Regions from separate parts of the Homo sapiens genome. Here region 1 is linked to region 2. A link is a contact called in ENCODE Hi-C or POLR2A ChIA-PET data. All regions are on one chromosome and are shown on one strand. The core of a region is the stretch at or near the end of the contact, and the rest is flanking DNA. Distances in the headings are between cores, read along the strand shown.

Evidence for each region. Hi-C counts contacts between places; a loop is a spot of excess contacts on that map. ChIA-PET counts read pairs that join two places held with the same protein, here RNA polymerase II (POLR2A). Pooled maps may share reads with other maps.
Region 1: a loop to region 2 is called in a map with no recorded cell type, with 9 times the contacts of the local background. The contact joins the promoter of TSPAN16-AS1 here to the enhancer-like site in region 2. A Hi-C loop is called at or near these places in 1 of 37 single-sample maps with no recorded cell type and 2 of 50 pooled maps. POLR2A ChIA-PET finds 5 or more read pairs at or near these places in 2 of 52 experiments (AG04450 and naive thymus-derived CD8-positive, alpha-beta T cell).

Annotation. Positions count from the first base shown.
Region 1 is chr19:11,319,872-11,326,973 of GRCh38, reverse strand. TSPAN16-AS1 (TSPAN16 antisense RNA 1) reads left to right here and starts at 5,649. Exons shown (of 3, transcript NR_187778.1): 1 at 5,649-5,750. It overlaps RAB3D (RAB3D, member RAS oncogene family), which reads left to right. Exons shown (of 5, transcript NM_004283.4): 5 at 1,389-4,906. The coding sequence ends at 1,576. It also overlaps a transcript of TSPAN16 not described here. RefSeq lists an enhancer at 2,517-2,726.
Region 2 is chr19:10,947,719-10,954,211 of GRCh38, reverse strand. No RefSeq gene overlaps it. Among named protein-coding and RNA genes, the nearest start is that of SMARCA4, 10 kb to the left of the region's middle. Within about 2 kb of position 1,256, at least 4 of the 41 ENCODE cell types and tissues checked have a DNase peak (open chromatin) inside an H3K27ac peak, as active enhancers do.

The DNA.
Region 1 (7,102 bases), core at 4,400-6,899, 370 kb before region 2:
TGCATGGAGATTCAGGGACAGCTCCTCTCAGGCAGACCCTCAGGAACCTTAAAAGGATGCAGGAAGCCCAGCGTGGTGGCTCACGCTGGTAAACCCAGCACTTTGGGAGGCCTAGGCGGGGGGATCGCTTTAGGCCAGCAGTTCAAGACCAGCCTGCGCAACATAGCGAGACCCCCACCTCTACAAAAGAAAAAATTGAAAAATTAGCCGGGCATGGTGGGGCACACCTGTAGCCCCAGCTACTCAGGGGGCCAAGGCGGGAGGATCGCTTGAGCCCAGGAGGTTGAGGCTGCAATGAGCCATGTTCATACCACTACACCCCGGCCTGGGCAATAGAGAGAGACCGTTTCTCTTTTAAAAAAAGCAATGGAAAATGTGACTTGATGGGTCTCCTGACCATGCCTTTCTGTGCAGCAGAAATTGGGTGGAAGCTGAGCTATAGCCACCTGTGGGCACTGCCATGGCCGCAGGGCAGCAGAACTCTTCATGTACCCTCCCACCTATACTCTTGCAGCCACTGCCTTGTGACAAAGAGATCTTAGGATTGTCCAGACCATGGCTGCAGCCGCAGGGTTTCGTTTTGTTTTGTTTTTGAGACAGGGTCTTGCTCCATCACCCAGGCTGGTGTGCAGTGGTGTGATCATGGCTCACTGCTGCCTTGACCTCCTGGGCTCAAACCATTCTCCTGCCTTAACCTTCCGAGTAGCTGAGACTGCAGGTGAACGCCACCATGCCCCTCTATTTTTTTTTTTTTAATAGAATCTCGCTCTGTTGCCCAGGCTGGAGTACAGTGGTGTGATCTCAGCTCACTATAACCTCCGCCTCCCAGATTCAAGCAATTCTCCTGCCTCAGCCTCCCGAGTAGCTGGGATTACAGACGCGTGCCACCATGCCCAGCTAATTTTTTGTCTTTTTAGTAGAGATGGGGTTTCACCATGTTGGTCAGGCGGGTCTTGAACTCCTGACCTCAAATGATCCTCCCGCCTCGGCCTCCCAAAGTGCTGGGATTATAGGCATGAGCCTCCTCACCTGGCCGCCCATCTACTTTTTAAAAAAATTTATTGTAGAGATAGGGCCTTGCTATGTTGCCCAGGCTGGTCTTGAACTCCTGGCCTCAAGCGATCCTCCCGCCGTAGCTTCCTTTAGTGCCAGGATTACAGGCATAAGCCCCTGCGCCTGGCCTGCCACAGATTTTTATCATTGGTAGGATCATCATTCCCATTTTACAGGTGAGCAAACTGAGGCTTGGAGTGGCAAAGGCACACAACCAAGGTCCCACAGCAGGATAAAGAGCAGAACTAGGCTTAGAAGCCAGGTTTCTGTGATGCCACAGCTGAGACTCTGCCCTCAGGGGTCTTACGAGTGTCCCCACCTTAACATTCATCCAGGTTTCGAGTTCTTTGAAGCCAGTGCCAAGGAGAACATCAATGTGAAGCAGGTCTTCGAGCGCCTGGTGGATGTCATCTGCGAGAAGATGAACGAGTCCCTGGAACCCAGCTCCAGCTCAGGCAGCAACGGGAAAGGCCCGGCCGTGGGGGATGCTCCAGCCCCCCAGCCCAGCAGCTGCAGCTGCTAGAGATGGCCCCCAACCCCCCACCCACCCCTCTCCTGCCTCGGCAGGGACTGTGATCGAGGCGTGAGCCACAGTGGTTATCTCCAAGCTCAGGGCAATCCCTTCCCTCCTGTCAACTGCTCCCCGACTCCTGCATGGCTCATTCCTTCACAATGTCGCCGTGGCTGCCAGGTTCCTCAGGCAGCCCCGGTGGGAGGCTGCGGACCATGGGGACTCAGCTCTGCATGGCAGGCAGAGGCCCAGGGACACTGACGTGCATGAGCTTGCTGCTTTCCAGGGTGTGTTGAGGGTGGCCATGGGTGACACGTCCCACTCTTTCTGATGGAGGGGCATCCGTGGTGCCTTCTAGCTTAGAACCATTTTCCAGGTCTCTTCTGGGTTGGGCAGGACTGATATTCCCAAGCTGGTGGAAGATGGTTCATCTTCCTCGCACAGTGTGGGTTCTTGGAGTTCATCCAGGGAAGGCGGCGCCTCTTTCTCAGGTCCTGCAGGCTGGTCTCTGAGCCTGCCCCCACGAACTTTCTGGATTCCAAGGTGGGATGGTGATCCCTTTGACCCCTGCAGACCCTCTACTTGCGAAAAGCAGCATTGAAGCAGCCTTTTCCCATTGTAGAAGGGACAGGGAGTCAGATCCCCTCAACCCCCCGGCTTCAGGGACCCCAGAAGTGCCTTCCAAGCTTCCCCCAAGATCCACATCACCCACGACCCTGCCACTGTTTTTGCTGTGTTCACCACATCTCTGATCCTGAAGTGAATTCTGGAACTATGGACCACATTAGACTGGGCAGAGATTCGCCCAACCCCTAGCACTCCGGCTCTGGGCTTTCGGCCAGAAGTTAATTAACCTCAGAGCCAGGAGCCTGGGGCTGGGGCCTCCCTCCCAGGCCCTGTTTAGCTGTTTAGCTGGTTGTGTTTTAAGCAAGTTCTTGCCCAATCATGCATCCTGCTAGAAAAGGAAATGAAGCAACGTTCCCAGCCACCGCAGGCAGTTGTCGGCGACTTTCTGATGTAAGCACCTGGGCTCCGACTTGAGGGGGGCCCTTCAAGACCCAATGTCCATTTCCCAATCCTTGTCATCGGCAGGGCCCAGGGATGTGACAATTTTTGCTAATGGAGGAGTCACTTCTTTTTTTTTTTTTTTCTTTTTGAGATGGTCTGGCTCTGTCACCCAGGCTGGAGTGCAGTGGTGCAATCATAGCTCACCACAGCCTCAAACTAGGGGTCACTTCTAAGGGATGCTGGGGGTTGGGCGGAAGGGGTGAGGAGGTAGGATTGAGTAACTTGCTGTCACTGCTTGTACTTTGTAGACAGCCTGAGAGTGGCAGGACCTTATGTGAATGGGGGGGATGGACTGTGATCAGTGCCGGGGAGTCTCTGAAGCTGGGGTCCCCACCTCCAGGGGCTTCTGCTCAGAGGTTACGTGTGCAGTTTGAAGATGTACATCTTGACCTCCGGTTTAGAGGCACTTTCTGCCCATCAGATTCCAAACTCTAGGGGCGCAGCACCTTTTCTTTGCTCCCAAACACCAACCAACACCCCTTCACAGGACCAGCACTGTTAGGATGGCTAAGTGGATGTTTTATGTTCCCACGTCCCTGACTCTGTTTCAGAGGTTGTGTCTGCTCTCCCAGCCCCTGAAGCCAAAATGACTTCCTGCAGCTTTCATGAGCTCAGCCTCTTCCCTGGGGTATGTGTGAGGGGGAAAGCCTGGTTCAAGTTTAGATTTATTTCTAGGGAGCCCTGGTTTCTTCATACCAGAGGCTACCCTTAGAACTTTGGAGTGGGGTATCTTTTTTTCATTTGTTTTTTTGATACAGAGTCTCGCTCTATTGCCCAGGCTGGAGTGCGGTGGCACAATCTCAGCTTACTGCAACCTCCACCTCCAGGGTTCAAGCGATTCTCCTGCCTCAGCCTCCCGAGTAGCTGGCATTACAGGCACCTGCCACCACACCCGGCTAAATTTTGTATTTTTAGTAGAGAAGGGGTTTCACCATGTTGGTGAGGCTTGTCTCAAACTGACTTCAAGTGATCCACTTGCTTCGGCCTCCCAAAGTGCTGGGATTACAGGCGTGAGCCATCACGCCCAGCCGAGGGTATCTTTTATACCAACAAATTAGATGACTGAGGTGTAATGGACAAATCCTATGCACAAAGTGAGGGTATCTGAATATGTGGGCGGGAGTCAAAAATTTTTAGCTACTTTAACACTAAAGTCAAACTAAAGTAGCTTCAAAAAGACTTCTCAAGATGCAGTATGGCCTGCTGAGGTTTTTTTGTTTTTTTTTTTTTTAAGACAGAGAGTCGCTCGTCGCCCAGGCCGCAGTGCAGTAGCATGATCTCAGCTCACTGCAACCTCCACCTCCCGGGTTCAAGCGATTCTCCTGTCTCAGCCTCCTAAGTAGCTGGGACTACAGGCACCTGCCACCACGCCCATCTAAGTTTTGCATTTTTAGTAGCGACGGTTTCACCTTGTTGGCCAGGCTGGTTTTGTTGGCCAATTGTCTCTAAACTGCTGTCAAAAAAAGGAATGGATCAGATTGTCTTGAATAGGGCAGAGCTAACCTGTAATCACCTGTGTGATGAGAAACAGCTTTGACTGCATTTTACTCCTGACCTGGCCTAAGCTTTCTGTTTACATAAGATTTTTCAAGAATTCAACTTCAAGTAGCAGCCGAGAGAGCTGCCTCAGGATTCTCTCAAAAACTGGGAATAATATGGGAACATTTGTTTCTTCTAAAAATAAGGCAAATGTTACATTGAATGATTTGGGGGGTGAGGTTTAATTGGAAATGGTCTCTGGGGACTGAAAACTGATGTTTTTGCAGATTACCTCAGGGAAACGGAGGTTTGTTGAGTTTACAGACACATTAAACCAAAGGCCGTGGGAAAACCCCTCTCCAGCTCCAGGGGATTGGTCAGGACCACCCACTAACCAGTGCCTTCCTTCTTAACATTCACTTTTAGCAGCTTGTGTTTATTTTACATGGGCAGTTTTGATGGGAAATTGCCATGACCACAGGGGTTTGGAGTTCTGCTTTTTTTTTTTCTTCTTCTTTTTCGGGGGACTGGGGGACTCCTCCCAAGATCACATTTTAGCATCTTTCTCTCCTACTCCATTTAGAAAAATAAGTAACAGGTGAAATGTGGTCTCAGTGTTAACGGGATAATTCTGCTACCGGCTCCTCCCTGATGATTCTGAAATACACTACTGAACGAGCTCTGGCTGGTCCTTTCTATCCTGGATGTGGTTCTTCTGTGTAGCAATTCCTTGATGTCCAGTTTGGAAAGATGTACTCTTCTCAACAAGAAAAACTTAAATCCGTCGTGCCCAAATATAGTTGTGCTTTTATTTCCATTAGTGAAGTGCGTTTCTGGGAAAGGGGGTTTGATTTGCAACTAAGCAGATATCAGTCAAGGGCTCTTCAAGACACAGCAGAAACCTCACCGGGCCTCGGGCTGCCTCCCACTGGGTCCCATGGCCACCACCTTGACCTTGGAAAGCTCTGTTATATGGAAGGTAGGGAGGACACTATTTCCCTCAACTACTTCTAGTAAAAAGCTCAGTTCTCTCCCCAGCAGCAAGAGGGCACCTGTGAACACCTGAGTCACAGCGCATTCCTCCTCTGCTTAGAACATTCGATGGCTCCCACCTTACTTGCAGTAAATGCTGAGGTCCTTCCTGTGGCCCCCGGGGCCCTGCATGATCTGATCCATCCCTTCCCTACCCTCATCTCTCCACTGGCCTCCCCACACTTGCTCCCCTCCGGCCACTCTGGCCTACTTGCTGCTATCTGAACATACCAGGCCCCTGCCCCAAGGCCTTTGCCCAGAATGTTCCCCCTGCCTCTGCCTGGATGGCCCTTACCCAAGGTAGTCACAGTTGATATGGTTTGGCTTTGTGTCCCCACCCAAATCTCATCTGGAATTGTAATCCCCATAATCCTCACGTGTCAAGGGAGAGACCAGGTGGAGGTCATTGAATCCTGGGGGCGGTTCCCCCATGCTGTTCTCCTGATAGCAAGTGAGTTCTCACGAGATCTGATGGTTTTATAAGGGATTCTTCCGCCTTCTCTCGGCTCTTCTCCTTCCTGCCACCTTGTGAAGAAGGTATCTGGCTTCCCCTTTGCCTTCTGTTATAATTGTAAATTTCCTGAGGCCTCCCCAGCCATGTTGAACTGTGAGTAAATTAAACCTCTTATGTTTTTTTGGGTATTTTTTTGTTTTTTTTTTTTTGAGACTCAGTCCTACTCTGCCACCCAGCTGGAGTGCAGTGGTGCCATCTTGGCTCACTGCAACCTCCGCCTCCCAGGTTCAAGCAATTCTCCTGCCTCAGCCTCCCGAGTAGCTGGGATTACAGGCACACTCCACTACGCCTGGCTAATTTTTGTGTTTTTAGTAGAGACGGGGTTTCACCACGTTGGCCAGGCTGGTCTCGAACGCCTGACCTCATGATCTGCCCACCTTGGCCTCCCAAAATGCTGGGATTACAGGCGTGAACCACCGTACACGGGCAAACCTCTTTCCTTTATAAATTACCCAGTCTTGGGCAGTTCTTTCCAGCAGTAGGAAAACAGACTAATACAACAAAGCTCCCCTAACTGAACTTCCTCTTTTGGGCTACTGTGCAAATCTCACTTTCTCACTGCCCCCTCCCCTGATTTAGTACTGCAATCTCCCTCCCCAGCATTTCTTTTTTCTTTTTCTTTTCTTTTCTTTTTTTTTTTTTTGGAGACAAGGTCTTGCCGTATGGCCCTGGCTGGAGTGCAGTGGCACAATCATGGCTCACTGCAGCCTCGAACTCCTGGACTCAAAGGATCCTCCCACTTCAGCCTCCTGAGTTTCTGGAACTACAAGCAAGCACCACCACATCCAGCTGATTGAGTGATTGAGAGATGGGATCTTGCTATGTTGCCCAGGCTGGTCTTGAACTCCCAGCTTCCAGCCATGCTCCCGCCTTGGCCTCCCAAAGTGCTAGGATTGGCCAGGTGTGGTGGCTCATGCCTGTCATTCCAGCACTTTGGGAGGCTGAGGCAGGAGGATCACTTGAGGTCAGGAGTTTGAGATCAGCCTGGCCAACATGACAAAACCCCATCTCTACTAAAAATATAACAAATAGCTGGGCCTGGTGGCACATGCCTGTAATCCCAGCTACTCGGGAGGCTGAGGCGGGAGAATCGCTTGAACAAGTGGGGCAGAAGTTGGGGTGTGCCGAGATCGTGCCATTGCACTCCAGCCTGGATGACAAGAGAGAAACTCCGTCTCAAAAAAAAAAAAAAAAGTCCTGGCCGGGCGTAGTGGCTCAGGCCTGTAATCCCAGCACCTTGGGAGGCGGAGGCGGGCAGGTCACGAGGTCAAGAGATCGAGATCATCCTGGCTAACACGGTAAGACCCCGTCTCCACTGAAAATACAACAAAAAAATTAGCCGGGCGTGGTGGCGGGCGCCTGTAGTCCCAGCTACGCGGGAGGCTGAGGCAGGAGAATGGCGTGAACCCGGGAGGTGGAGCTTGCAGTGAGCCAAGATCGCGTCA
Region 2 (6,493 bases), core at 7-2,506:
AAAATAAATAAAAAGGAATAAACTATTGAGATGCACAACAGATGAGATGAATGAATCTCTCTTTTTTTTTTTTTTTATTTGAGACGGAGTCTTGCTCTGTCGCCCAGGCTGGAGTGCAGCAGCGGGATCTCGGCTCACTGCAAGCTCTGTCTCCTGTGTTCACGCCATTCTCCTGCCTCAGCCTCCTGAGTAGCTGGGACTACAGGCACCTGCCACCACGCCTGGCTAATTTTTTGTATTTTTAGTAGAGACGGGGTTTCACCGTGTTAGCCAGGATGGTCTCAATCTCCTGACCTCGTGATCTGCCCGCCTCGGCCTCCCAAAGTGCTGGGATTACAGGCGTGAACCACGGCACCCAGGCGAGATGAATGAATCTCTAGGGAATTATGCTTTGGGCGGGAACCGGGGAGGGGAAGCCAATCTCAAAAATGTTACATACTATCTGATTAAATTTTTTTGTTTTGTTTTGTTTTGATTTGATTTGTTTTGAGATGGAGTCTCGCTGTGTCTCCCAGGCTGGAGTATAGTGGTGCAATCTTGGCTCACTGCAACCTCCACCTCCTGGGTTCAAGCAATTCTCCTGCCTCAGCCTCCCAAATAGCCGAGATTGCAGGAGCCCACCACCACGCCCGGCTAATTTTTGTATTTCTAGTAGGGATTGAGTTTTACCATGTTGGCCTGGTGGATCTCAAACTCCTGACCTCAAGTGACCCACTCGCCTCAGCCATGATCAGTATTTTGAATGTGGGCGTGAATATGCAAACCTACATAGGAAGCAAATTGTATACAATTTACTACACACGCGCGCGCGCGCGCACACACACACACACACACACACACGAGTACAAGTAAAATGGAGAAAATCCACCTAAGATTGCGCTGGGCGTGGTGGCTCATTCCTGTAATCCTAGCACTTTGGGAGGCTGAGGCGGGCAGATCACTTGAGGCCAGGAGTTTGAAACCAGCCTGGCCAACATGGGAAAACCCTGTCTCTACTAAAAACACAGAAATTAGCAAGTCTTGGCGGCGGGCACCTGTGGTCCCAGTTTTACTCGGGAGGCTGAGACAGGAGAATCTCTCCAGCCTGGGAGGCGGAGGTTGCAGTGACTGAGATTATGCCACTCCGCTCCTGCCTGGGTGACTGAGTGAAAGTCCATCAAAAAATAAATAAATATATAAACCTGGGAGTGGCATCCACAAGACAGTGGCAGAACAGGTTTTCCAACCCTGAACTGGAGCTACTGGAAGTGTCCCAAGGCAAGCCAAGCCGGGGTTTCCCAAACATCACCTGCAGATGTGCTCTCAGTCTGAGAAGAGTGAGTCTGGGCCTCAGCAGGTCTGCTTCTCTCAGAAAAAGCATTTTGCTGTTCTGGGCTTATCCAGCTATTACTTTTCCCTGGGGCTGCACACAAATTCTTCTAGTGACTTTGTAAACATTTAATTAGGTAGGTAGTTAGTTACTTTTTGAGGCAAGGTCTCACTTGGTCACACCCAGGCTGGAGTGCAGTAGCACAATCATGGTTCACTGTAGCATCAACCTCCAGAGCTCAAGCCATCCTCTCGCCTCAGCCTCCTGAGTAGCTGGGGCTACTGGTGCGCACCTCCACACCTGGTTAATTTTTTTTATTTTTTGTAGAGATGAAGTTTCACCATGTTGCCCAGGCTGGTCTTGATCTCCTGAGCTCAAGCAATCCTCTCACCTCAGCCTCCCAAAGTGCTGGGATTAAAGGTATGAGCCACCATGCTAGGCAATTTTGTAAACTTGAAATGCACTTCTCTGAAAACAGAAGACAGCAACAGCCTCTTAAAAATCGTAAGTGTAGGCCGGGTGCAGTGGCTCACGCCTCTAGTCCCAGCACTTTGGGAGGCCAAGGCACACAGATCACAAGATCAGGAGTGTGAGACCAGCCTGGCCAATATGGTGAAACCCCGCCTCTACTAAAAAAAAAATACAAAAATTAGCCAGATGTGGTGGCACACACCTGTAGTCTAGCTATTCTGGAGGCTGAGGAAAGAGGATCGCTTGAACCTGGGAAGTAGAGGTTGCAGTGAGCCGAGGTCGTGCCATTGCACTCCAGCCTGGGCGACAAAATGGGACTCCATCTCAAAAAAAAAAAAAAAAAAATCGGCCAGGCGCGCGGTGGCTCAAGTGTGTAATCCCAGCACTTTGGGAAGCCAAGGCGGGTGGCTCACGTGAGGTCGGGAGCTTGAGACCAGCCTGACCAACATGAAGAAACCCCGTCTTTACTAAAAATAAATAAATTAGCTGGGCATGGTGGCAGATGCCTGTAATCCCAGCTACTCAGGAGGCTGAGGCAGGAGAATTGCTTGAACCCAGGAGGCAGAGGTTGCAGTGAGCCTAGATTGCGCCATTGCACTCCAGCCTAGGCAACAAGAGCTAAACTCCATCTCAATTAAAAAAGAAAAAGGCTAGCCGGGCGCAGTGGTTCACGCCTGTAATGCCAGAACTTTGGGAGGCAGAGGCGGGCGGATCACGAGGTCAGGAGATCGAGACCATCCTGGCTAACACAGTGAAACCCCGTCTCTACTAAAAATACAAAAAATTAGCCAGGCATGGTGGCGGGCGCCTGTAGTCTCAGCTACTGGGGAGGCTGAAGCAGGAGAATGGCCTGAACCCGGGAGGCGGAGCTTGCAGTGAGCCAAGATTGTGCCACTGCACTCCAGCCTGGGCGACAGAAAGAGACTCCGTCTCAAAAAAAAAAAAAGAAAAGGCTGGGCACGGTGGCTCATGCTTGTAATCCCAGCACTTTGGGAGGCCGAGGCAGATGGATCACAAGGTCAAGAGATCGAGACTATTCTGGCCAACATGCTGAAACTCCATCTCTACTAAAAATACAAAAATTAGCTGGGTGTGGTGGCTTGGGCCTGTAGTTCCAGCTATTTGGGAGGCTGAGGCAGAGGCGGAGGCTGAGCTTGCAGTGAGCCAAGATCGCGCCACTGCACTCCAGCCTGGCGACAGAGCGAGACTCCGTCTCAAAAAAAAAATCATAAGTGACAACTTTAGGAAGCCTACGGGGGCAGATGACTTGAGGCAAGGAGTTTGAGACCAGCCTGGCCAAAATGGTGAAAACCCATCTCTACTAGAAATTCAAAAATTAGCCAGATGTGGTTATAGCTACTTGGGAGGCTGAGGCATGAGAATTGCTTGAACCCAGGAGGCAGAAACTGCAGTGAGCTGAGATCGTGCCACTGCACTCCAGCCTGGGCAACAGAGCGAGACTCTGTCTCAAAAAAAAAAAAAAAAATTCAGAAGTGGCAGCCACCTCACACCATTAGGAGAGCTACTGTTAAAAATAAAATAAGGCTAGGCATGGTGGCTCATATCTGTAATCTCAGCACTTTGGGAGGCCCGGGTGGGGGGATCACTTGAGCCCAGGAGTTCAAGACCAGCCTGGGCAACAGAGGAAGACCTTTTTTCAACTAAAAATAAAAAATTGGTCTGGCCACGATGGCTCACCCCTGTAATCCCAGCACTTTGGTAGGCCGAGGTGAGCAGATCACTTGAGGCTAGGCTGGCCAACATAGTAAAACCCCATCTCTACCAAAAATACCCAAAAGAACCTGTCTCTACCAAAAATACTCCATCACTACCAAAAAAAAAAAAAATCAAAAATTAGCCAGGTGTGGTGGTACATGCCTGTAGTCCCAGCTACTCGGGAAGCTGAGGCACCAGAATCACTTGAACATGGGTGGCAGAGGTTGCAGCAAGCCAAGGTTGTGCCACTGCACTCCAGCCTGGACAATGGAGTGTGACCCTGTCTCAAAGAAAAGGGAAATTTTATGTAATGTGTATTTTACCACAATTTTTTTCTCTTTTTTTTTTTTTTTTTTTTTGGCACAGGTTCTCACTCTGTTGCCCAAGCTGGAATGTCATGGTGTGATCATGGCTCACTGAAGCCTCAACCTCCCAGGGGTCAGGTGATCCTCCTACTTCAGCCTCCCACTACAGGTTGGTGCCAGCACACCCAGCTAATTTTTGAACTTTTTTTTTTAGAGATACATCTTGCTATGTTGCCCAGGCTGGTCTCAAACACCTGGGCTCAAGTGGTCCTCCTGCCTTGGCCTCCCAAAGTGCTAGGATTACAGACATGAGCCACCGTACCCAGCCTTTTTTTTTTTTTTTTTCCTGAGATGGAGTCTCACTCTGTCGCCCAGGATGGAGTGCAGTGGCGCGATCTTGGCTCACTGCAAGCTCTGCCTCCCGGGTTCACGCCATTCTCCTGCCTCAGCCTCCTGAGTACCTGGGACTAGAGGCGCCCACCACACACCCGGGTAATCTTTTTGTATTTTTTTTTTTTAGTAGAGACGGGGTTTCACCATATTAGCGAGGATGGTCTCGATCTCCTGACCTCGTGATCTGCCCGCCTCTGCCTCCCAAAGTGCTGGGATTACAGGCCTGAACCACTGCGCCCGGCCTTCTTCTTTTTTTTTTTTTTTTTGTTTTTGTGAGACGGAGTCTTGCCCTGTCGCCCAGGCTGGAGTGCAGTGGCGCAATCTCAGCTCACTGCAACCTCCACCTCCCGGGTTCAAGCTACTCTCCTGCCTCAGCCTCCCGAGTAGCTGGGATTACAGGTGCATGCCACAATGACAGAGCTTTTTTTTTTTTTTTTTTGTATTTTTAGAAGAGACAAGGTTTCACCATGTTGGCCAGGCTGGTCTCGAACTCCTGACCTCAGGTGATCCGCCTGCCTTGGCCTCCCAAAGTGCTGGGATTTTATAGGCGTGAGCCACCATGCCCAGCTTTACCACAATTTTTTTGTTTGTTTGTTTCTTGTTTTTTGAGACAGAGTCTCACTCTGTCGCCCAGGCTGGAGTGCAGTGTCGAGATCTTGGCTCACTGCACCCTCCACCTCCCAGGTTCAAGCGATTCTCCTGCCTCAGCCTCCTGAGTAGCTGGGATTACAGACACGTGCCACCACACCGAGATAATTTTTGTATTATTAGTAGAGATGGGGTTTCACCATGTTGGTCAGGCTGGTCTCAGACTCCTGACCTCAGGTGATCCACCTGCCTTGCCCTCCCAAAGTGCTGGGATTACAGGTGTGAGCCACTGCACCCAGCCTGCAGAATTTTTTAAAAAGTCATAAACAGCAATACTCCAGGCCACCCAGCTATCCACCACTGAACTCTGCCTAGGTCCTTGTGATCAGTTTCAGGTGCCAGCTGAGAGATGTGAGAAATCTTCAAACGAAAAGAATCAGCCCCAGTTAACTGAGAATTGACTGCTGATCGGGTCGCCCTGGGAAATTTAAGAGACTGATTTCATCTGATTAAGAACATGGATTCTGGGCCAGGTGTGGGGGCTCAAGCCTGTAATCCTAGAACTTTGGGAGGCTGAGGTGGGCAGATCACCCGAGGTTAGGAGTTCGAGACCAGCCTGGCCAACATGGTGAAATCCCGTCTCTGCTAAAAATACAGAAATTAGCTGGCATGGTGGCAGCGTGCCTGTAGTCCCAGCTACTCGGGAGGCTGAAACATAAGAATCACTTGAACCCAGGAGGCAGAGGTTGCAGTGAGCCGAGATCGCACCATGGCACTCCAGCCTGGGCGACAGAGTGAGATTGTGTCTCAAATAGAAAAAAGAAAAATATATATGGCTTCTGTATTTCTGGGCTATTTCCAAAGCGAGGGGACGCGGAGGTGCTTGTCATGGACTCACATCGTGGGACCTTCTGAGATTAGTTTCGTGTTCCACGTGACAGAATGGAATTAGGAAGGCACCAGGTGGCAGTGAGTCAGCCAGCAGGCGTGGGAATTACTGCCAAGAGGCCTCACTTGGAAGAAAAGCTGTTCTTTTGGGGTGCCAAATCTGGTTTTCCTTTTTTTTTTTTTTTTTTGAGATGGAGTCTCGCTCTGTCACCCAGGCTGGAGTACAGTGGTGCAATCTTGGTTTACTGCAAGCTCCACCTCCTGGGTTCACGCCATTCTCCTGCCTCAGCCTCCTGAGTAGCTGGGACTACAGGCGCCTGCCACCACGCCTGGCTAATTTTTTGTATTTTTAGAAAAGACAGGGTTTCACCGTGTTAGCCAGGATGGTCTCAATCTCCTGACCTTGTGATCTGCCCGCCTCGGCCTCTGAAAGTGCTGGGATTGCAGGCATGAGCCACTGCGCCTGGCCTTTTTTTTTTTTTTTTTTTTTTTTTTTTTTTGATGTAGGGTCTCACTCTTTCACCCACACTGGAGTACAATGGTGTGATCTCGTCTCACCGCAACCTGTGCCTCCCAGGCTCCAGCGATTCTCCTGCCTCAGCCCCCAGAGTAACTGGGATTACAGGTGCCCACCACCACGCCTGGCTAATTTTTGTATTTTTAGTAGAGACAAGGTGTCACCATGTTGACCAGGCTGGTCTCGAACTCCTGACCTCAGGTGATCCTTATATCTATACCTCGGCCTTCCAAAGTGATGGGATTACAGGCATGAGCCACCAGGCCCGGCCAGTACTGGAATGTTAATGACATTTTTTTTTTCTTA